Linked DNA regions of Homo sapiens: all the other regions are linked to region 1. The links are chromatin loops, found by intact Hi-C in ENCODE. Cell type or tissue: thyroid gland. All regions are shown on one strand.

Region 1 (8,000 bases):
AAGATCCCTTTTCCTTTAACTCAGAAGAGCCACTGGGCCTGGGAGTGGGGGACAGAACCCTTGGGAAATCGTGAAGGATTCTGAGAGCTAAAGAAAGGGTCTCAAAATTGAGCGGGTTTTTTTCCCCCTTAGATTTGGCAACAGGGGCTTGCATACTTTTTGCAAGAATGAAAAAGCACAATTTCAGGCCTCCAAATTTGTGGTCGGCGATTGCTCTTCTATTTGGGAAATATTTTCCATATTTGTCATAAAAAGTTCAAGATGTCCGAGGTCTCTTACAAAAGGCCCAGGACCCCCAGCCTCCCTGGCCAGTGTGGAGCCCTCCCCTGAGCCAGAACCGGTCCCGGGAGGAGAGCGAGTGTGAGTCCTCTCCTGCAAGCCTGCCCGCCCCAGGTTCTGCCCCTTAATAGAAGGCTACGGAGGCCGCCACAACTGACCTGTTTGCTCCATAAACGTCCGGATGCCCAGGATGTTGCTGACCGAGTGTGCCGAGGGCCATGAGCGCGGGATGCTGACGTGGCCCGCCGTGCCCGGGACCCCGGGGTGGCTGCCCATCTTGGCGCCCGTGGGCGACACGGGACTGGGGTAGGGGTACTGGTAGATGTGGTTGTAGGGCAGCGTAGGCTGCGACGGCGGCTGCTTACTTGCCTCGTACGGTCCGGGCTGCGCCAGGCTGCCGATCTTGTTGCGCAGGATGCGGCTGATGGAGCTCACCGAAGGCACATTGTACTTGTCACAGACGCCGTCGGCCAGCAGCCGGTCGCGGATCTCCCAGGCAAAGATGCCAGGGTCTCCTTGCTTGTAGTCCCGGATGTGCTTGACCACGTTGGGAGTGGTGACGCGGGGCTTGCTCCCCCCGATGGCCCCGGGCAGAATGGAGCCGGTCTCGTTGTAGCGCGCCAGGATCTTGCTCACGCAGCCGTGGGATACGCGGAGCTGCCGACTGATGTCACAGGGTCGGATGCCCAGCTGCGCCAGCTCCACAATGCGCAAGCGGATGGCGTTGGGCAGGGGGCGGCCGTTGACGAACACACCGCCCAGCTGGTTCACCTCGCCATACGTCTGCTCTGCGGATGCGCCAGACAAGAGTGAGCCGGAGGGGGAGAAAACACCCGGCGGGTTAGCCAAGGGTCCCCACGCGGAGCGAGGGACTGCACCCAGGCGCACTTCCAAAGGTGACCTGTGGGTCCCCAGACAGCTCGGAGTCCAAGGGCAAACCGCCTGGGTCTGGCTTGGAGTGGGCAAGGGCGCAGAGGAGCCGCGGAGTGGAGCGCGGCGCATTGTAGCCCTCCGTGCCCTTTCGCGACTTTTAGCGCGTCTACTTGGAACACTCCCTTCCCAGACTTGCTCAACTGCCCCCTGAAGGCTGGGGATCAGAGGAGAATGCAGCTTCTCCAGGACCCAGGACTGGGTCGCCCAGGGAAAGCGGACGAGAGGGAAGGGAGGCAGGCGGACCCGACCCACCTCATCAGCCCTCCCGAGCCCTGCCTGTCGCCCGCCCCTTACCCATAGCGAGCGGGCCGGCCAGCTGCCTGGCGCCGGGGTGGCCGGGGTGGCCGGGGCTGGGCCCGGCGCAGTCCGGGAGAGCTTGGGCGCCGCCGCCGCCGCGTGAGAGGCATAGAGGGAGGGCGCCCGAGAGCCGAGAGCCGCGGCGGCCCAGCCGCGGGCTGGAGACGCGCTGTGCGCGGCAGCGGAGCGCGCTGCCGCCCGCTCCAGGGCCTGCCGCCGCCGCTGCTGCCCCCTCCCAGGACACTCTCCACGCCCGCGACCCCAGGCCCAGGGTGAACTTCATCCGATTGGGAGAAATTCGTCTGACCGGGAGGCTGCAGCGTGCGGGAATCAATTTGACGTGTCCTCCACGTCAATCTCGGCAGTCACGCCGGAGACGCGCGAGTTGGCAGCTCATTGGTTCCCGTCACTGCGCCCCAGCGCCCCCCTCCCCGCCCTGAAACTCTACCCCCTCCTTCTATCCTCCCCCCTCGGCCCTCTTCCACCACCCCCCCGGAACCCACCCCTCTACACACACACACACACACACACACACACACACACACACACACACGTCCCAACCCCAGCTGGGCCTGGGACCTTCCACTGCTCTGAGCCCCTTTCAGCCCCCTTCCTCCTCTAGCTTTGGGAATGAGGGGGAAGTCATCTCAAATTGATTAGTGTGTTAGTACTAGTACTCGTTTTCGTTTTGGTTTTAGTTTTATTTCCGCCACCATTAATAATAAGATAGAGAATAAAAGTTTATCGTGGAAAGGTGTTTCGGGTGTGGCTCTCTCTACCTCCCCACTCCCGGGGCAGCGGCCGGGGAAGGGTGGGATCAGTACCCCAGCTGGCTGGGAGTGTCAAGGTGAGCGTCCAGCGCGGTGCAGGGCTCCTGTCAGGAAGACACAAGGCGGAACTTGTGTCCCATTCCTGGCCAGGTCCTCAATCCTTCTCTCAGGAAATCTTCACGTTTAATAGCCAACCACTCTTGGAATAGTGGGGGTGATTTCGGTGATGCGAGAGGGGCACGGTCCAAATCCTGTCTCCTACAGCCAGGCCCAGCCACCAGAACTCATCCCTCTCCAAGCAGTGACAGAAGGGGCAGGAGGCAAAAGGATCCCGATCTGCTGCTAAGGGGCGCATAGATCCGGCGCCCTCCTGTCCCCAAGCGCGACCGGCGGGAGGCCAAATGCATAGCTCCAGCTCTAGGTCTGAAGGACAAGTTCCTTTCTCCCTGGCGGTGGAATCTCGCACCACTCTATCCCAGGTGGCCTGGCCTCGTCTTTCTCCCAGCACCTGCAGCTTCAGGAAGTCTCTGTTAAACCACAGAATGGTCATTTCTCCTTCATTTAAATGAGGTTTTGCGCAGCCCTGAATTATTCACCCCTGAGATTGAACATCAACAATTTCTCTGTTTCTACCCTGCACCAAAGCAGTTCTGAACTCCCCAACCTGTGCAGCTAACTGTGTCCGGGAGCCATGCGGTGAGGGCCAAGAGGAGGAAACTCGTGGTTTTGAACATGAACTGATTTGAGGGGGTCAGGATCTGAGAGCTCTGAGGTTGAGCCCAGTAAGCACCAAAGGCATTGGGCTGAATGTGCTAGACCAGGAAGAGGGCATAGGGGAGAGAGTAGGAACAGCCGAGGTTTCTGAGACTCCCAGCGCTCCCCTGGAGGAGAGAACCCTCTTCCCCTCCCTCCTGCCCACCCCAAGGGTCTAGCTCTCCTTAGCCACCCAGAGTTGAGTATGGCGCCAGCGCGGTGACAGTGGCTGAGGAGCACATGGACCCTATCAGCCCACCCTGGGGAGCCATGGCTGCGGAGGCCCCGACCCCTTTGCCTCCGCTGTAGGGCCAGAGAGCATCCCTGGCTCCTAATCCACCTGTCTAAATGTATCTGTCAGGAGTGACTGGCTCATAATTCCTGGACTCTCTAGAGAGAGCACGCGGTGGGGCCACAGACAAGAATTACTCCTGGAAAAAGAAAAATCAGGTTTAAAAGAAGTGAACTCTTCCTCTCCGGCGGCATGAACACAGTACAGTCTCTGGCTCTGGGAGGTCCTGGAGACCTGGAGGAGGTTTGAGGGTCAGTGCACTGGCAGGAGGGTGCGAGAGTGGGAGCAGGGGAAGCTATGTAGAAGATTAGGCCTGTCCATGACAGCGTAGGTTTGGAGTAAGGAACAGGGAAAGGGAATGGTTTGGATTAAAGTGGGCACGCCTAAGCCAGGAGTTCCGCGAAGGCAGCGAAGAGAGGACTAAGCACGCACAGTATGCTCGGGGCTCCGGGGGTGCGGGGAGTGGGGACGCACCCTGCCCAGTGCTCTCCATTGCGGAATCTGCTAGCTTCGTCGGGCGCGAGATACCAAGAAAGGTTGATTTCCAGACCTTGGAGTCTCTGAGATAAAGGAACGCCACATCCCTGCCTCAGTCCAGTGGATACTCGTGATCCGGAAAAGCAGCTAAAGCCGCTTCTTCCCCCCAGTAGGTGAGGAGTCAACAGGCACACTCTAAAGACGAGGAAATAAAGCCGGTCGTGACACCGTGAGAGCTGGTTCGCCCAACTACCCTTTCAGGGGAACGTCCACCCCACCTCTGCTGCCGAGCTTGGAAAAGTGGCAAGGAGTCGCAGTCCAGGACAAAACTCCGCCCCCGTCCCCGTGAAGGCCGCCCGTGGCTGGGGGCTACTGTAGAGGGGTGAGTCTGGGGATTGCGCACGATGAGAGGGGGTGGTTCTCCCCGGTAGCAGAGTCCGCGAGCCTTCGTCTCAATCCTGGCCCCTTTCCCGCAGCCAGCTGTGCGCGATCGGGAGCACACAGCCCTCGCTGCAGCCTTCTGCACGGTCGGGCATAGGGAAAACCTTACAGTTTGTCGCCCCCTGTCGTCCCCCGGCCGGGTATCGCGGGTTCCCGAGCTGCAGGCTAGGCTTGGTGAGAGATGGCCCTAAGATGAGATTGCAGAAGGAAAAGAAACGTCTCTCCCACCTCCCAAGGAGGCAGCTTAGCCCTCTCCATGGCCCGGGGACAGCTACTAGTCAGCGCTGAGCGCACAGAGGTAAAGAGCTCGCGGATTCTGCGTTTTTGCTTGGCTGGGTTTGGCACCGTATTTCAGCGTCCTCTGGAAGCGGAGTGCAACAAAGTTCCGCTTCCAGGGTCGCGGGAGCCTGTTAGCTGAGGGCGCACTCAGAAACCTGGGGCAAAACTCCTCCGCCTGGGGCTGGACTCCTAGCAGGGCAGAGGATGGATCTGAGGGTACCCCAGAGGCTTCGGGCCCTCGCCCAGTTTTCCCAAGGCAGGAAAAGAAAGAGAGGTAAACTCTTTGCCGAAAGCGGGAGTCAAAAAGGAGGCGCGAAGGGGTGCCTGCCCTTCTGGGGACTGGGGGTTGGCGGCAAGGGGGGTTACTGATGAGAACTCCCTTGCTGCACGCCACCTGAGCCGTGAACTCAACACCCGAAACTTCACACTGCTAAACACCCAGGGGTTCGGTGACAGGGCCGCTCTTGGAGCTACAGTCGCCCCCACTTCATGTCTCATACTTGGCTTTGATTTTTGGTGGGTTTGTTTCCGGGAGTTAAAACAAGCAATAGGCCGGGATGTTCCCCGGGCCCATGCATTTCAAGGACTCCAGGAGAAACCTTAAGAAAAAGCTGATTTAAGTCCAACTTGGGCATACAGGTGCGCATTTCGGTTCTTGCGGGAAGTAACAGAGGGCAGAAAACACAGGTGGCACTCCCCGAGAGCCCTGGCCAGACTTGGGCCTAACAACGAAAGCTGGTACCCACCAGCAGCAGCCCGCAGGGGCCGCAGGGCCGGGATCCCGGGTCTTCCTCACGACGTCCTAGCCTCAGGCCTTAATAGGCCCGCTTTCGCTCCTGCATGAGTCCTGGCTCTGCTCAGGACCTGCGCTTTTACTGTGTTTTTAAGAGTTTTAAGAGCACTGAGCCATGAGTCCTGTGGTTCAAAATCAAAGTCAAATTGAGTCTCTTAATTTTCTTCTTAAATTTACGTTTGAAGGGGAAAATAAAAAAGCAGCTCGGGCTAAAAACGCACTTTATGCATCAGGTTATAGTACCAAGCTCCACACGTACACATGCCCGTAGTTTTGCAAAAAAGATCCGCCACATCATACTTAAAAATAAGAAGAAAATTGACGAAAAGAGAAATGAGGAGCTGCTAGCTGCAAAGAAACTATGGGAAGAAGAGCTGAGCCAGATCGGGGAGCTGCAAACCCTGGGGGAATGCGAACAACTAACAAACCAAAAGCTGGCTTGTGTAACAACACAACGAAACTCCGCGGGGAATGACTGCGGCGGTGGAAGGAGGGAGCGAGGAAGGGGAGAGGAAGACTAGATTCTGAATTGGCGCCTGTGAGCGCCGCCTCGGAGCGCAAGGTCAGAGCGTCCTCCCAACAGAGTGGATCCTCAAGGACGAGGTGGGGAGTGCGTTTTGCACAGAACCTGCCTCTCCTGACTAGGACACACAGACTCTCCAGACCCCAAATGGAAGGTGTTGAGGACCCTGCCAACTGGCATTAAAACAGAGCCCCCAAGAGCGAGAAATAACGTCCTTGGCTTCGCGGACCCATTCCCGCGGCTTATTTTCCTTTGGCCTGCTGCTGACCAAGGCGGTCGTAAAGTTGGTTCTTTGCCTAGGCCTCCATGATGTTCGCTACCCTGGAAATGTTTATTATCGAAAATGAGTCGGGTCAGCTGTGGTGGATGGAGCACCGTTTCCGCTGACACTGGCCACTACCAGCGAGCAACGTCCTTGGCAATGCATGGCGAGAGAAGCCAGGACAACTTTTTTCATTTTCCTAAAGTGAAATGAATAAAAAAGAATAGGTGAACATTTTCAATGTGATTAACAAAACGGTGGAAGACCAGTGCTCCTCAATTCTGTTCAGAGATGTAAGAAAAAAGCAAATTAGAAAACAGATTTGCTGTGAAACCTGCACTAGAAATAAATAGGGGGAAATTGAGTATTGGCAACGAAGATCTGAGATACTTTCTACCCTGCAATGCAGGGATCTGACTACTACATTAATAACATTTACTTTGGAGTAGATATATTTTAAACGTGGAATTTGGCTGATAAAAATAAACTACAGAGGGTTGGTGCCCTTTGTAGGAAGAAACGGTTTCTAGAGCCTTCAGGAGGATCTGGCATTCTTGCCATTCTTGTGTGTATATTCTCACTAGCCCCAAATCGAGTTCTGCAGATTGCTATTATGTCTCTCTCTTTCCCTGGCAATGAGCATGTCAAATAAGCCTCAATTTCCTCTTATATAAAATGACCTCTACTGTGCAATTAGATCTGATTTAATTTCATTTCATCAACATTAATGCCTGCAGAAATTTCCAGACATGGGTCAAAATTCCACCTTCGCAGTGAGCACTCAAAAAATGTTTAAGTGACAGTATTAAGTCTAAATGTCACTAATAAAATGGAAATTATTTGGGAAACTTGAAATGTCCATGTGGCATATCTCCCAGGTATTTGGAAAAGGGGAGATCTAAGAGTAGCCACAGGGGTACAAAGGATAGAAATGGTATTTGTGAAGGGAGGCGAGAGGGAGGTGGTGTAAATGCCTGCAGGATTGTTCACAAAGGCAGCAGTAAGAAGGGTCTCCTGCTGTCTAGAGGATACCCCTGCAGATCTGACTAGCTCAGCTGCAAATATTGACGCGTGTGAGACATCCACACTGGCCCAGCCTAATTGGAACCAGCTTGAAGTGTGTTGCCCTTGAATGCAAGGGTAGTGCTTTGGAAATTCTGTTCCTACATGGTAATAGAACCTGAATAATGGACAAGGAAGGTGAAGGACCCATGTGGAGCCCTTTGTCTTGATTAAAGACAATGTCAAGCCAGTCCTTGTTTGCCTGGACTTGTCTAGTTTCTTATTAAAGATCAGTCCTCTCCAATCTTCAGCACACACCCACACAAAAACATAATTCAAGCCCTGAAAATGAGATAGGTAGAAGGTTTGCTAAAGGAACGCTAACACCTGCAGCTACTGCAGGTGTTAAAACCAAAGTACTGCTCCCATCTTCAGTTATCCATTTCTTCCATCATTAAAATTATGATTAGAATTAGATGTTAAGGCTTTTATTTTTTATATCCAGCATACTATTTAGAAACACCGCTATTTTGGAATAAAGACTTTGTTACACGGTTTTGTAAACTCAGAAGTCTTGAAGTCCTTTATAATTGAATATTCTCATGAAAGTAGGATCTCCTTCATGTTCATTTAATTTATCATATGTATATCACTGTTATTTCCACCCACCTTGGCATAAATCATTTTCCTTGTTAGGAATCAAGGATCTTTTATGATGAGCTTTCTTTAAGGCACAAATGGATTCTTTTTACTTGTGAGTAACTTTTTACTGTCTGCCTAGCCAATCACTTTTAACTAATTATTGTTCTACATATTTTTGTCTCTAATTGCTATGACATCCCAATGCTTGCTACATATACATACATACATACATACGTACATGCATACATACACACACA
Region 2 (8,000 bases), 64 kb before region 1:
ATGTGTCTGGGCAACTGAAGAGATAGTAATGTTGGTTACTGAAATGAAGAAGGCTTGGGATGAAAGGAATACCATGGATGGATAAAATGCTTAGTCTATGTTAAGCTGGAGTTTCCTAAAAGACATGTTAAGGGGGAGATTCATGCATGAGTCTGGTGTTCAGGGGAGAAGCTCAGACTGGAAAAATTAATTAGGAATCATAAAGTATACACAATGTTTAACATTATGGATCTGTTGACATCATCAGCATATGAAAAAGTACATGTGAAGGCCAAGGACTGAGACATGCCAACATCTAGCAGGAAACGGGGTGGAGGAGAGGTGAAGGCAACAGAAAAAAACCAGGTAAGCACATTGTGATGGCATTTCAAAAAGGAGAAAGTGGTCACCAAAGTCAAATACTGCTGAGATGTCAGGTAAGATTTGGAGATTGGCTTTGCCAAGACCAGGCCACCGGTGGTCTTGATGAGAGACAATGCAGTGATGGGGATGACAGCCCTACTGGAAAACACAAAGAAGGGAATAAATCAAAGAAGGGAGACAGCACCCATGAAGATCTCTGGACATGTGTTACAAACAGGAGCAGGAAAGTAGGTGATAGCTGATTGTGGACTTCAAGTCAGGAAATAGGCAGAGAAAGCAACCAAGGCAAACTCTGAAGGCGCACAGGAAGGATGAAACTTACCAGCTTCTCTTTCCAACTCAGAGCCTGAGGTCACACTTTGTGTTTTCATAAATCTCATGTTGCATAGATTTCTTTTACCAGCCACAGCAAGAAGAGTATGCAAAGGATATTTCTATCTGTCCAAAGTCTAAATAAGAGATATTCTAGCAATTCAATCAATACATTCCTATAGTGCCCCTCTTTTATTTTTTATGCCTCTATGTGGCTTTTTTACTTCCAAACGTTGCCTCCTGGTCCCCACCTCATCTCCATGCCCTCACAGCTCTCAGAATAGTTGGACAAAACCTAAGCATACCTTTATGACTCAGGGCCCAGGGCCCAGGGCCCAGGCCCCTGCAGGGGAAGGCAGGAGGTAATGGGAAAGGGGAGATGACATTTAAAAGTTATATCGTGCAACAAAAGCAACAAAATGACAAATGGGATCTAATTAAACAGAGCCTCTGCACAACAAAAGAAACTATCATCAGAGTGAACAGATGACATACGGGATGGGAGAAAATTTTTGCAGTCTATCCATCTGACAAAGGTCTAATATCCAGAATCTACAAGGAAATTAAACAAATTTACAAGAAAAAAACAAACAACCCCATTTAAAAGTGGGCCAAGGACATGAATAAACACTTTTCAAAAGAAAACATTCATGCAGCCAACAAATATATGAACAAAAGCTCAACATCACTGATCATTAGAGAAATGCAAATCAAAACCATAATGAGATACCATCTCATGCCAGTCAAAATGACTATTATTAAAAGGTCACAAAACAACAGATACTGGCGAGGTGTGGAGAAAATAGAATGCTTTTACACTGTTGGTGGGAGTGTGAATTAGTTCAACCATTGTGGAAGACAGTGTGGTGATTCCTCAAAGACCCAGAGGCAGAAATACCATTTGACCCAGCAATCCCATTACTGGGTATATACCCAAAGAAATATAAATCATTCTATTATAAAGATACATGCACACTATGTTCATTGCAGCACTATTCACAATAGCAAGGACATGGAATCAACCTAAATGCCCATCAGTGAAAGACCGGATAGAGAAAATACTATGCAGCCATAAAAAGGAATGAGATCATGTCCTTTGCAGGGACATGGACGGATTTGGAAGCCATTATCCTCAGCAAACTAACACAGGAAGAGAAAGTCAAACACCGCATGTTCTTACTTACAAGTGGAAGCTGAATGATGAGAATACATTGGCACGTGGGGGAGAACCACAAACTAGGGACTTTTGAAAGGAGTGGAGGTGGGGGAAGGAAGAGCACCAGGAAGAATAGCTAATGGCCACTGGGCTTAATACCTAGGTGATAGGATGATCCGTGCGGCAAACCACCATGGCACACGTTTACTTATGTAACAAGCCTGCAGATCCTGCACATGTACTCATGAACTTAAAATAAAAGTTGGAAAAAAATAAAATAATAAAAATAATAAATAAATAAATTTTTAAAAAGTTGTATCACGGCTAGGCCCAGTGGCTCACACAAGTAATCCCATCACTTTGTGAGGCCAAGGAAGGAGGATCACTTGAGACCAGGAGTTCCAAGACCAGCCTGGGCAACAAAGCAAGAACCCCATCTCTACAAAAGTAAAATAAAATACTCAGCCGGGCGTGGTGGCCCACACTTGTAGTCCCGACTACTTGGACTTGGGAGGCTGAGGTGGGAGAATAGCTTGAGCCCAGGAGATAGAGGTTCTAGTTGCTGTGATTATGCCACTACAACCTGGGCAACAGAGGGAGATCCTGTCTCAAAAACAAAGACAAAAAAGGTTGTATTGTGTTCCTAGTGCTAAACCAGGACTCCCTGATCTCAAACCCACTTCTCCTTGCACCTCACTAATAGGACTTCTCAGCACCATTTACAGAATAAAGGCCAATTTACCTGCAAAGGAATTCAAATCATTGGTACCATTACAGTGAAACCTGGACAAACAGAAATACGAGACCCCAAATCAAGCATGTGCTTTTACACCCCCTGCCCAATGTTAGACAACAGAAGCTCAGAGGTGGCTATGCCTTGTCCAAGGAAGAAAGATGCCAGGATTCCAGGGCCAGCTAGACAAATGGGAAACTGAGGAGACAAACATTTTGCTCCCAAAATATAAAACTGCTGCACAGTTTCATTTTTATTGTTTATTTATAAAACTACTTATTGAATCTACAGCTTAACAAATTTGCACAAACTGAACACACCCATGGAACCAGACCCTAGATCAAGAGACAGACCCTTCCAATTCCATTTTCAAAGAGTTAACTGCATTCTATTTGAGATCCAGAATTCTGATGAGGCTGAAATTGTGCGATGGTTAAATTTTGTTCTTTGGAAATATTTATACTGTTCTTATTTTTATTATCTAGTACACATTTAATCAGATGATCTTAAGTTATTCTGGATAGTTTTACAGTAATGGTGCAAAAGAACTCTAAGAAGTCAAAATTAATTTCTGAGGCTTGTGAATCAAAATAAAATCCCCACATTCTCTGGATAGATGGATACACATACGATGGGGCAAGGACAGTACCATGTTGGTAGCAGGACTTAAAGAGTGGGTATAACAGTTTCCTGTAGAAATCTTTCATCTTTGCTATGTGTTTGACAGTTTTCATAATAAAATTCTTGATTGCTTACAGTGATAATATTCGAGTTTTAGTCTCTCCCTTGGAAAAAAAATCTAATTGGGTTAAAGCTGATTTTTTAATGATCAGCTTAGTTTTAAACAAACAGATTTAATAATATTGTATCTGAATACTTTTTAAAATGTAAATTATTATCATTACTAACAAAATGCAATGCCTATTAAGCATCTTTTCCAGATCCTATCCCTCTGCCAGCCTTTCACTGTCTCCACCAAGGGACTTTAAAATGAAGTCCTTTAGCTCAAGCATCAAAGGCCAACCTAGAATATCACAGCACACCTGTATTGTGCAGATTCCTTCCATTTAGGCTCATCAAAAGCTCATTTGAGGCGTGATTGCACTGACCCTGTTCAGCCAGTGGTCGGAAGGTCACATTCCTGTGGCCAGGGAGCCTTGATCAGTAGATAAGGCAGTCAGCAGCAGCCAGTTCAGCCCTTCCAAGAGCAAATCTCCTACGTGGTTCTGCCTCCATGACTAGCGCTCTCTGTGACAAAGGAAATCCAGAGCAAGTATATCTACAGGCACGACAGGAAAGCGGAAAAATGCTCTGTGTGGTAGTGTGACTCTAATCCTACACTTCTTACAAATGTCTGGGACAAAGGTGCAGCAGGGCAAACACGCATTTGAGGGCTGTTCACGCAAGCGCAGCTCCGGCGGGACGAGGGCCAGAAGGGGGCGCCGCTGTGCGCGGAGCTGGGTCGGAGGCGTCAGCGCTTTCTCCCGGGTGCGGCCTCTCCGAGGGACACCCATTAATCACATCAAATGAAGAAAATGAGTTGCTTTCTTACAGGCATTAAAAGTAAAAAGCACAAAAAGTGTGCAACATGCAGCAGTCATGCTAGCTGAGCACGGCCTGGACACACACCTGAAACAGCCACAAGCCCCCAACTCTTCTTCCAAGATAACTGTCCACAAAGCCAGGAGGCGTGCAGCCGAATGACCGCCAACTCCAGGCTCCTCGTGAACATCAAACAAGGAGGTAATACTGGCAGCCACCGATTATCGAGTATTGATTGCGTGCTCAGTATTTGCAAACGTTTCCTCGTTTATTTCTTACCACAAACCTTCCCAGAGCTGCTAACCCATTTTACAGATGATGACACTGAGGTCTGAGTGAAGACAAGATTTCAAATCAGTGAGTGGAGAAACCAGATTTCAAACCCAGCTTGGCTTAACTCCAAAACTTATATCTCTTTCAGAGATATGCTAGACTGTCCAGGGTTCAGTATAACTCACTCCCTATAACTTCCTCCTCCCAAAGCAAAACCTGAATAAGGTAAGGGGGTTCAGAGTTAAAAACAAAAATCTCACAGCATCCAGTTCAGCTTGGACAAAATGCTGTTTCAAAGTTAATTTTGTTCCTTTTCTGCCAGAACAAGTTTCGAAATTAATTTTTCCCATTCCATCAAATATCAGTTATTTGCTTACCACCTTGACTGTTCAGCTAGTATTTAATTAAAACATGCCATTAAATCTAGTTGCTTTCTTACTTAAATAAATATATTTTAAATGGAAACTCGACATCACTACCATAAGTAGAAAACCAATATTACCATAAATAGAAGGTGACTTTCATAGCTGATACATAACTTTGAAAGGTGATATAAAAATATCTACTAATGCTCCAGCTAAAGTCATTCTATACATTCTATAAGAGCCAGGCATGGTGGTACACACCTATGGTCCCAGCTACTTGGGAGACTGGGGTGGGAGGACCACTCGAGCCCAGAATTCAAGGCTGCAGTAAGCTATGATTGTGCCATTGCACTCCAGCTTGGGCAGCAAAATGAGACCTTATCTCTTAAAAATAAACACATAAATAAAATAATTCTACAAGAATGCACAGAAAATTAATACTACAGAAATAATACCTCACCGACCAATAGAAAACCCCCTAAATGTGGTAGGAAGGAAGCTTAAGGCAAGGAATTTTTTTTTTGTAGTAAAGCAGATTCTAGTTTATTAGGTCTGAGATGGGGTCCACTGCATTTCTAACAGGGTCTTGGAAGATGCTGATGCTGCTAGTCCAAGGGCCACACTTTGAAGTAGAGAGACATAAGATGGATCCAATGGCCTCTCCAGGTTCCTCCGGGTCTAATGGTTTTGAGATTTCGTAGCATATACAAAAGGATACAAAACAAACAAAATCTCCATATGCAATCAATTCTAATTTGTCTCCACTTTGCATAGCAAATAGAAGTCACATTTTAATGATCACATATATCCAAAACCATAAATATTATGAAAACATTCATTCATTTAGGAAATACAATTCCATTTCCTGCCTTGATGGGGTTGGGAGAGGAAATATCTTCATTGAATTTTTCTAAAAGAATCATACTTTTGACCAATGTTGGCAAGAAAGTAACTTTTTCTTTTGGGGACTGTGAGCTCTCTGTTGTCTTACTGAAAAAAAAAAAAAAAACTGCTGCTGATTCTACTGTCAAGCTAGTGACTTATTTGTGCTTTACCTGAGGAACCAATTAAGGCAAGGAACTTTTTTACCTGTTGCCCAAGAGAATGATCATTTGAACAGGTAACTAGTGCACACACCAACAAAAACAGTACACCTCTACTTGGTCTTAGGAGACCTGGGCCTCTATGACAACACTGGTCCACGGGACAATGGATTGTACCATACCTGATTCCAAACAAACCAGGAGCCTCAACTTCTTGGTGCAGCCAGTTCCAGGGAAAGCAGGGAAGTTTGGGCTCTGCCAACCCCCAACACCCCCTGTCATGGCCCCACCAGCCTCTCACCCTCCTTCACTACCTGTGCCACCCCAGTTCTTCATTCAGTCCCCAGAAAGCCTTGAGCACAGTTAGCTGTCACCTAATTGCTGACAAGGTGTGGATGCTAAGACTTAAGCCTGATACTATGCAGCAGCAGATGCACTTAAGAAGCAGGGCTGGGAGCCCTCAATGCCCTCCAGACCCCAAGGAACTGCATTTCTAATGCTGGACATTCATGCACTTTGACAAGTAAGAAATGAGATATTTAAACCAATGGGGCCTCAGATCATGCCATATAGACAAGCACCTTTTAATGACATGAACTTTACACCTTACATATAACCACATATTATCTTTTCCTTAAAAGCTTTAAAAGTCAAGCTGAATTAACCACAAAGAAATTCTCTTCCTGATGAATTAATGGCATTTGCAGCAAGCTGGATGAGATTGGAGACTATTAATCTAAGTGAAGTAACTCAGGAATGGAAAACCAAACATCGTATGCTCTCACTCATATGTGGGAGCTAAGCTATGAGGATGCAAAGGCATAAGAATAACACAATGGACTTTGAGGACTCAGGGGGAAATGGTGGGAAGTGGGTAAGGGATAAAAGACTACAAACTGGGTGCAGTGTATAATGCTCAGGTGACGGGTGCACCAAAATCTCACAAATCACCACCAAAGAACTTTCTCATGTAACCAAACACCATCTGTTCCCCAATAACTTATGGAAATTAAAAAATGTAATAAAAAAAATTCTCTTCCTGGCTATTACAGGAAAAATACAAGAGAATGTCCCATATTTTAGAGACCATAAAACATGCAGTGGGTAATCCACAGCCTAAGTTTGTTGAGGTAGAAAAAGTAGTGTGTATGTGTGTGTATTGTGTGTGTGTGTTCTTTGCACTATTTCCTGACTAGAGGTAGCACTGTGTTGATACCTCTATTTTACCATTTCTCACATAAGAAGTCTCTCGTTTTGAGCTTGGGAGAGATCAGAATCATTTCTTATCTGGATCACTAGCGTAATGGCCTGATCATCATATTTAATAAATAAATGAATGAGTGAATAAATCTGCTATATTTTTTGGAACCCATTCTCACATGAATTCAGTGCTTTTTCACTCATTTTATTTCTACCTGTGAATCCTAAAATCAAGACATTTGACGGAGCAAGTTTTGAATCACTTTCCTTTGAACTTGTAAGCAAAGTTATATTTAGCTTCTCAAAAAAGGGCCAACGACAACTTTGGCCAGGAATCAACTGACCAGGTTGAGGTCCTGACCCTGTCATTTATGAGCTGTAGGTCCCTGGACTTCTCAGCCTCTGTGTTTGAGCTTTCATCTATAGCGTGGGTGGGCTTTTTAGAAATAAACTCTACAATGATGGGGAGTACTGGAAACAGTCCGAAATCCCATGGGTAGAGAGGTAGGAGGTTATTGGTGTGTCGGGAACTCTATGGGAAGAGCAACAAGTGAGTGCCACAATTCCCCTTCTCCTGGACTACAATGGGACTGAATGCCCACGGTAGTCACTCATTAGCAAGGCCTATCCCATGTGCTGCAACATTCCATGAAGCCTGAAGACCAAGGCTCCCTCAGGGCACTGCACAGAGCACATGCCATTGAATGCAGTCAGTGAATGAATTAATGAATTAATGAAAATTACTAGGCTTATTTTGCCCAAAGTGACACCATAAAGGCAATAATTCTATTCATTATCTATTGCTATGTAACAAATTTCCCCCAACTTAGTGGCTTAAAACAACAAACGTCTTACAAAGTTTCTGAGGGTCAAGAATCCAGGAGTGGCTTAATTGGGTTGTTCTGGACCAAGATATGTCATGAGGCTGCAGCCAAGCTCTCAGCCACAGCCACAGCCATCTGACAGCGCAACCTGGGCTGGAGGATCTGCCTCCAGGAGGGCTGCCTCACATG
Region 3 (8,000 bases), 400 kb before region 1:
ATTGACCAGTACTCTTCAAAAATATGAAATTTAGGAAGACAGAGAACGGTTAAGGAATCATTCCAGATTAAATAACAGAAAAGAGACATAATAACTAAATGTTATACATAATCCATGATTGGATCCTAAACCAAGAATTTTTACCCTGGACAGGACATTATTGAAACAATTTACAAAATTTAAATGTGCATTATAGATTAGGTAGTAGTATTGTATCAGTATCTGCTTTCCTGATTTTATGCTGTGGTTATGTAAGAGAATGCCCTGGATCTTAGGAAATGCAACTGGAACTACCTAGAGATAAAGGGTATGATGAAATCATGTCTTCAAAGTATTCTCATATGTTTAAGAAAAAAATATGCTTTGCATATATTGTATATTTTGTATATACTGAAATTATGTCAAAATAAAAATAAAAACCCCCAATGTTATATTTTCCCAGCACCTTACGCAACTTCTCCTTCCAGCTAATAAAATATGCATGCTGATACCCAACTTGATTGAGAACATCCTCCCATCAGTCTTTCAAAAGTTCATAAATTGTTTTAAGTTACTTCCTGTTTCTCTTTGAGCTCTCAAGTCTTCAATACCTTTAGGGACAGCCTCTGAGATATGGTTTGGTCTAATGTCATCTACTTTCAGATCATCTACCCTTCAAATATGTTTTGTAGATTCATTTCCAATAAGCAGTGTATGTTCATTTACTTAAACATGAGAACATGTTTAGAAAACATGATCAGAGGCCAGGTGCAGTGGTTCATGCCTGTAATCCCAGCACTTTGGGAGGCCGAGGCAGGTAGATCATGAGGTCAGGGGATAGAAACCCTCCTAGCCAACATGGTGAAACCCCATCTCTACTAAAAATACAAAAAATTACCGGGGTGCGGTGGTGCATGCCTGTAATCCCAGCTATTTGGGAGGCTAAGGCAGGAGAATCTCTTGAACTCGAGAGGCAGAGGTTGCAGTGAGCCAAGATCGTGCCACTGCACTCCAGCCTGGATGAAAAGAGCAAGAATCCATCTCCAAAAAAAAAAAAAAAAAAAAACGAAAACATCATCAGAATACCTAAAATCACAGGATACATCTTAGAATGTAAGAGCCAAAGGAATTTTAGAAGTCATCGTGCAAATATTGTCCCATCCCACCCTCCACCTCACCTTCTGGGAGAAGAAACAGAAGACAATAGAGCTGCCATGACTTACCCAAGTGTACATGGTCACTTAGGTGCAGAACCAGGTAAAATGCCCCTAATTCCTGTCCTGCCTCTAGTACTCCATCCCTCACTTTGCTTCTCACTGGAGAAATATAGACGATAAGGTCAGATGCTAAAGACATGAAGCCACAAAATAACACAATGTGGCTCCTGCGTCGTGACAAGAAATTTAAAATATCCTATAAAACTAAAATAAAAACGTATGCAAAATTTACTTAAATTTTCAAACTTAAAAACAGCAGACTTAAAAAATAATTGACACTTGTCACGGTTGCTTTGGACTGTACCCTCAGGTACTCTAGGAGTAGAAGGCCATTTTTTCTACTCCATAGTAAAAGTTCTCATTTAGAAACGGCAGAGAGGCCCTGGGACAACTTAACCAACCAACAGGAAAGCGAGTTCAGCTGACAACTCAATCTGCACAGCTCTTCTGCACCAGAGAATTTGGTTAATTCGCTGAATTTCCTCTATACCAGCAAAGTGTAGGTCACCCTGCAGACCAAAACACAGTTGTCAGCTATGAGAGATACTAAATGCCTGGCATCCTCAGGTGCTGTGTGACCAGGGGGAGAAGCAAGGGCCCTTCCAGAACAGCTGGCTGCGTGTGGGAAATGCCCACAACCAACCCCTAGAACAGTGTCCCCCAGCCCCAGCCCCCCACCACCAAACCCACACACACTCACAGGCCAGAGCTATATTTCCCTAACTCTAGCCTGAGGCGGTTAAAAGCCTGGAGCTCATCAGGTCCAGCACATTGGAAATCAGAAGGGGCCTCCCCTGCTAATCTTTAGGCAAATATTTTCTCAGCTCTGCGGACTTAGTGGTGAGTTACCAGCCTTGCACCTCTACAGTAAATTGAAGCAAGCCCACTTGGGTGGCAAGAGCACCAGTGCAAGGGGCCTGCCCTGGCCACTTGCCTCATCACCACCGTCCCAGGTGGAGATGCTAATGTTCTCTTCCTCTTTTCAAGGTGAGCCAAGAAAGGACCAAAAGGAAGAGGACAGGCAGCCCCATAGGGCAGATGACCAGAATGAAACTAAGCATAGTAAGAGAAAAATAAAGCTACCTTTATTTTTCTGGGTTTGGGGACTGATGGATTCATTCCTATGATACCTAGTCCTCTCTTTAGCCCTCAATTTATGATACCAAGTACATTTGAGCTTTTTGAGTTTGGATTTGGTTGGCGATTAGGTTGGATTTCTCCACTAGTGGACCCTGAAACAAGGATTCACACGCAAGTACTTATTTTGGCGGTGATCCCAGGAACCACCCCTAAGAGAATAGGGAAATGAGACAAGAAAGAGAAGGCAGCAAAAAAAATTTAAAAGGTGTGGATCAAGCATGTTTCCATTGCGGTCATTAAGCAACCCTGCTGAGAACCTCCAGGGACAGTGCATCGGAGTTGCCCCATGGCAATTCTTCCTTGTTTCCAGGGGCAAGGAAGCTGCAACATTTATCCACCAATTCTCATCAGCATTCATGTGAGGGCTGCTCCTTGCAGATGGACATGAACTCCCCAGCATTAATGGGCTACCCTGTGCCTGGGCTGAGGACACCTTGCTAGGACATAAAAAGCTCTCAGGCATAGTTCTGGGTGCCTGAGATAGAAAGCCAACAATGATGCAAAAAGAGCAGGTGCCAAAGGGGTGGGGATGGGGCACTGGCAGCATCTACCCCAGGAAGCCCAAAGCTAGAATCAAAGAGTCCCTGAATGTCAGACCAGTAGTTTACTCCAGGTTTGGTTTTCTTCCCATCTTTAGATTCAGTGTGGCAAAATGAACTAAAAGAAATCTCCAGCAGGATAGCAAACCCCAGTCCACTTTGCATGGTCTTATCAAGCCATTTTATACCACCAGTGGACTGTGTAGACAGAAGGGAGGGTGGCACAATAAAATATGGTACTTGGAACCTGATTCCAGTAACATGAAAAGGCCATTTTTACATTAAAAAGGAGTGGAGTTTGGAGATTTACAAGGTTAATAATCCCCCACTCAGGGCTACTCTTGACCTGGCAGAATCCTATCTTCAACAGGCAGATTGTCATCACAATCCAAACAAGATCCTCTCCCATGAGTAACTGGAAGATCCTAGAAGCCATACTCTCTGAACTGGCTCAGGGCAATATCTCCTGGCACCCTGTCCTGATCATTTCTGCTGCGTGCTTACAACACAGCATGCAGCCTCCACAAACTTTGTGTGTCACAGGGCTGCTTGTCACCAAGCCTCAAGCCCAGCCCTCTTAAGACTGCTCCACACTTTTTATCTTGCTGACCTTTCTGCAGAAAATGAAACTGGCCCTCTTTTTTAGAACCTTTTTTCCTTGCATTAAAAGTCATTGTTCTCTGGTGGCCTTCCTCTCTCGATGGCTACTCAGTGATTTTGAGTTTCTCTGCTGTCTTAACCTCACCTTACTACCCTCTAGGACTTTGTCCTAAGCCATAATCTCTTTTTACTTGATATTTCTCTGTTTGGTCAGCTTTCCTCCATTATACCCCAAATATATAACCATAACCCACAGACTGATGACGCCCACTTTATCCTTAACCCAGAATTATGCTCCCAGTTGCCTACTTAACCCCAATACCAATACACACACATTTTATTGCCTCACCCTTTACATCTGCCCCTTCCCTCTGTGTGCCTAGCCTGATGCATACCCCATTCTTCATTCAGTCAACAAAGGCAGAGAGTAGGTCATCGTCCTACATGCCTCCATCTCTACACCAACCATCCCAGTTCTGATTCCCATGCCTTCATCACCATAAACTTTTTAATACATCCCCCCAACCAACTCAACTCTCTTTGATTACTACAGTGACTTCTTTAAACATACAATGTCTCTGGCTTCAGCTTTGCTCCAATTCATCTTCCACATACGTCCAGGCTCTTTCTAAAATGTAATGTTAACATGTGTCTCCTCTGCTCAAAAATGTTGGTAGCTTTGGCTTTCCAAAGCCATCAGGATTAATTCAAATTCCTCAGCCTGACACAGGGCCACCTCCAGTTCATCATCTTCTCTCTCGCTCTCTCTTTCCATTCTCTCTCTGTCTCTGTCTTTATCTTGGTCTTTGTCTCTGTCTCTCTCCCTCTTTCTCTCTCTCTCTCTCTCTCACACACACACACACATGCACACTTTGTCTCTCTCTGCCTCTGTCTCTCTCCCTCTCTCTCCTCTCTCTGACTCTCTCTCTTACACATACACATTCTGTTTCTCCCTGCCTCTCTCTCTCAGTCTCTCTTTGTCTCTCTGTCTCTCTCTGTCTACTCTCTCGCTATCCTGTTACACACACCCACACACAAACACAGACACACAGACATCTCCACATCATTACCCCTGATGCTTACACAAATAGGTTCTTCCTCTCTCAGGCTATTCGTCTCTATACAGACCTCAAGGCTAATCTAAGCTGTCACCTCCTTGGTAACAGACTCTTACTCTCTCAGTCTTTAATTCATTAGACGACTTTTTTGGATGTTCTCATGGGATCCTCTACATTCCTTTGAAGAATCTTTGTGGCACTACCTTGTGATTGCTTAACTGTGTTCTCACTGAGAACAGGGACCATGTGTTTCCATCTTGATTTTCCCAACTTGGAGCACAGCCTTTGGCTCAGAGTTGAAGTCCCCTAAATGTTTGATGAATAAATGAAAATGAATAAATAAATGACACTGATAGTTCATGGCATGGAAACATATAGCTTGACAGTGGTCGACGTTCATGTTTTTCACCCTTTCTTCCGGTTACCCGTTTCCATTACAACCTGCTTAGGGCAGCCAAGGCTGTGGCTGACCCAGGTCTCTCCAGGCCTCCTAAGCCAGCTCTGAGACTAAGAATGGAGAGGAATGCTAACTTTGCCTCGACTATGTAAGACTTTACAAGTTCCAGAAAATTGATTTTTCCAGGCCTGCATGGCTTGGCATAAAAGTCAGACAATTTTTATTGAATCTGATCCTGGTTAGTTAGATTTTTGACCTTAGCAATGTGGCCAATAGATTCGACCATGAATACTTTTTTTCTAATTTTTGCCACATGGGCTCATGTTTCCCAGGTCAGCCAGTAGTTTCAGTCACCATTGGCTTCCCTCGGGATCTGTTTTCCCTGTTCCCGTGGCATCCGTAATTGTGAATAAGCTTGTGGGTGCATTTTTGAGGAGTGGTGCGATGGCAATGGCATGCACTACAGGAGATGTGTGCCAACTGGTACTTGATGGCTGTTTACGTTTGTCAGTGGTCCCTGTAATTGGAAGGCTGTATTGCCTTGCAATTTTACAAAGGATAATAAAAAGAAAATTGGGGAAAACATATAACATCAGACATAAACCAGTGTTATTTTGTAATTTTACACAAATACAGTACAGATTTCTTCCCCAAAATCTACTCAATTGTAGTGAATACTGAACAAAGAAAGCTCAGAAAACTCCACTTTAAAACCCAAGCACAAACGAATAGCTAATCTTTGGGTCTTTGAACTGATACAGTCCACTATAACCACACACACTCTCTGTCAGAATTCAATGAAGGCAGGAATCCAAGATTGTTGTTTTTCCAATGAAAAGCATTAATTAAGAGGTGTAGGAATGCAGCATGCTGTAAAGAAAATGGATACCTTGTATGGTTGCATGGATTCTACCACATCTTTTTAAGATTGCCACTGCAGTAAACCTTGTCAATGCAGACTTCACTAGCTCCAACATTACTCTATAGTTAAAAAAGAAAAGAAAAGAAAAGAAAAAAAATCATTCTTCTTCTGAGAATATGCAAATTTCGACTTTTTTAAAAGAGGAAAATCTGAACATTCATCTTAAAATAAAACTAAAAATTAAGGTTTCTATCAACAACCTGCTCTATTAGATTCAGGAAAATAATATTATTTAAGGGGTTATTTATTGTTAAAAATGAATCTATATAATCTGGTATGCCTTAATGTAGGCATATTGTGAAACTTCTGAAAACTTTGGGTGCTTGTTGATATAATTACACTATGATATGAAAAATCTTTGGGAAAACAGAAATACCCATCACTGCCCTTTCAGTTCAGGCTTTGGTTAGACAGCATCTTACTGCCTACTTGCACATTCCCAGACTTTTCCACATTCACACACTGTCTCAGTCTATTTTGTATTGCTACAACAGAATACCTGAAGCTGGGTAATATATAAAGAAAAGAGGTATATTTGGCTCATGGTTCTGGTGGCTGAAAAGTCCAAGATTAGGCAGCTGCATCTGGTAATGGCCTCATGATGTTTTCACTAATGACGGAAAGTTTAAGTGGGGGTGAGCATGTGCAAAGAGATCACACGCTGTGGGAGGAAGCAAGAGAGAGAAACAAATGAAGCCAGATTCTTTGTCTTTGGTCACTCGCCCCTGAGTGAGGGCATTAATGTCTTCATGAGTGACCACATCCATGACTGAAACTCCTCTCACCTGGCCCCAGCTCGCAATGCCACCACACTGGGGATTAAGTTTCAACATGAGCTTTGGTGGGGACAAACAAAAAATATCCAAACCATAGCACACATCTACAGCATGTTTCAGTTCCTTTTCTTTCTTGCTGCATGATCATAGGACTTGCAGTACAGTTGCATAACTAAAATATAATAAAAACAAAAAAAGTATTATGGTACTTTCTCAACCATACTGGCCAACTTTTAAATATCTAATTCATATATTATACTAATGGACTCAAGAAGTGCCTCTGTTATTATTCATACATATGTTTATATTTTAAAACTTTCATTTACTAAAATAGCAAACATGATTTGCACTGATTTATAGCTTCAGCAGCTTTTTCTCCTCATGGCACTGTCTTCAAGGGCAGCATGCAGAACTCTGAAAAGCCTCTGTGAAGCAGGATGGTGAGCTGTTTCCTCGGACTGTAATCCTGTTCCTTCTGGAGGAGGCCTCTGGAGCCCATCGACCCTCACTCATATCATTTCCAGAGTATGCATGTGTGAAGCAGAAACATGAGAAAAGATCACTCTCTCTGGGCCTACGTTTAGCTTTTGATCTCTACAGGTAAGTGTGTTACCTACTCACGGAACCAACTGGAAAGCCATGAGCTTCCTCAAGGAAATGGTCTAGATGAAGTATGACCCTAACTGTTTTTTGGCAGCATACAGGGTTTCTGAGCTTCTTTAGACTTAACATGCTTAGCATCTGGACTGGCTTAACTTTCCCTCGGCAATGTTTTGGATATTTTAATGGATAGGAAGTGCTTTCTCATTTTCTCTCCTTTGGGGAACCAAGACTTATGTACAGATTTTCCTCTCAGATTTGAGTGAGAGGTCTTAAGTCAAAACCAGGATTTTTTTTCCTCCCCTGAAAAATGCCACATGCCCAATGTCCAGGAACATCCCTCTGGTGGAGGGGAAGAGCAGCACAGGGGTTTCATGTGTTCAGAGCATCAAGGAAATGAGCAGACTCCTTCCCACAAAGTCTTTCATAGAAAGGACGGGGAAGATGGGCATAGAAAGCCAAGCTTCCTGCTTCATTATAATTATTTTTAAATTTATGACTCTTGTCTCTTTCAGTTTTGAAGGGGCGTTTTTAAAAGTATTTTTCTTGGCTACCAGCTAAGGTTTGTTGAAAACTAAAGCCAGAGTTAGAAAAAATGTAGAGGATGGGGAAGTTGACCTCCTGGGGCCAGTAACACACATTTCCTGTCCTTATGCAGACTCTGAAGATGTTTCAGAGTTTATCATCTTCAGCCAGCAGAGGAGATGATCAGTATTGGCAGATGGGTTTAAAGATCTCACAATAAAATCAACTGCAATCAGATACAAAGCAA

What was found. Hi-C counts contacts between places; a loop is a spot of excess contacts. Peaks named below come from ENCODE experiments on the same cell type or tissue, not always from the same donor. Only the 100,000 strongest peaks of a DNase experiment are listed, where the experiment ranks them.
Region 2: a loop joins it to region 1, with 5 times the contacts of the local background. A loop is called at or near these places in 4 of 110 quality-filtered maps.
Region 3: it touches region 1 in a loop (7-fold over the local background); 34 of 110 quality-filtered maps call a loop at or near these places.

The regions. Positions count from the first base shown.
Region 1 is chr20:21,699,505-21,707,504 of GRCh38, reverse strand. It overlaps PAX1 (paired box 1), which reads right to left and starts at 1,841. Exons shown (of 5, transcript NM_001257096.2): 1 at 1,507-1,841; 2 at 438-1,067. The coding sequence starts at 1,792. LINC01726 (long intergenic non-protein coding RNA 1726) reads left to right here and starts at 3,920. Exons shown (of 5, transcript NR_109878.1): 1 at 3,920-4,183. RefSeq lists enhancers at 3,998-4,602, 5,814-6,419. In thyroid gland, CTCF peaks have their summits at 1,611 and 4,362; DNase peaks (open chromatin) are centred at 1,904 and 4,344; H3K4me3 peaks cover 2,084 bases; H3K27me3 peaks cover 1,172 bases.
Region 2 is chr20:21,763,812-21,771,811 of GRCh38, reverse strand. No RefSeq gene overlaps it. Among named protein-coding and RNA genes, the nearest start is that of PAX1, 62 kb to the right of the region's middle. In thyroid gland, a CTCF peak has its summit at 3,978 (motif pointing right); a DNase peak (open chromatin) is centred at 3,991.
Region 3 is chr20:22,098,221-22,106,220 of GRCh38, reverse strand. No RefSeq gene overlaps it. Among named protein-coding and RNA genes, the nearest start is that of LINC01432, 48 kb to the right of the region's middle. In thyroid gland, no CTCF peak of the experiment used is centred here; no DNase peak of the experiment used is centred here.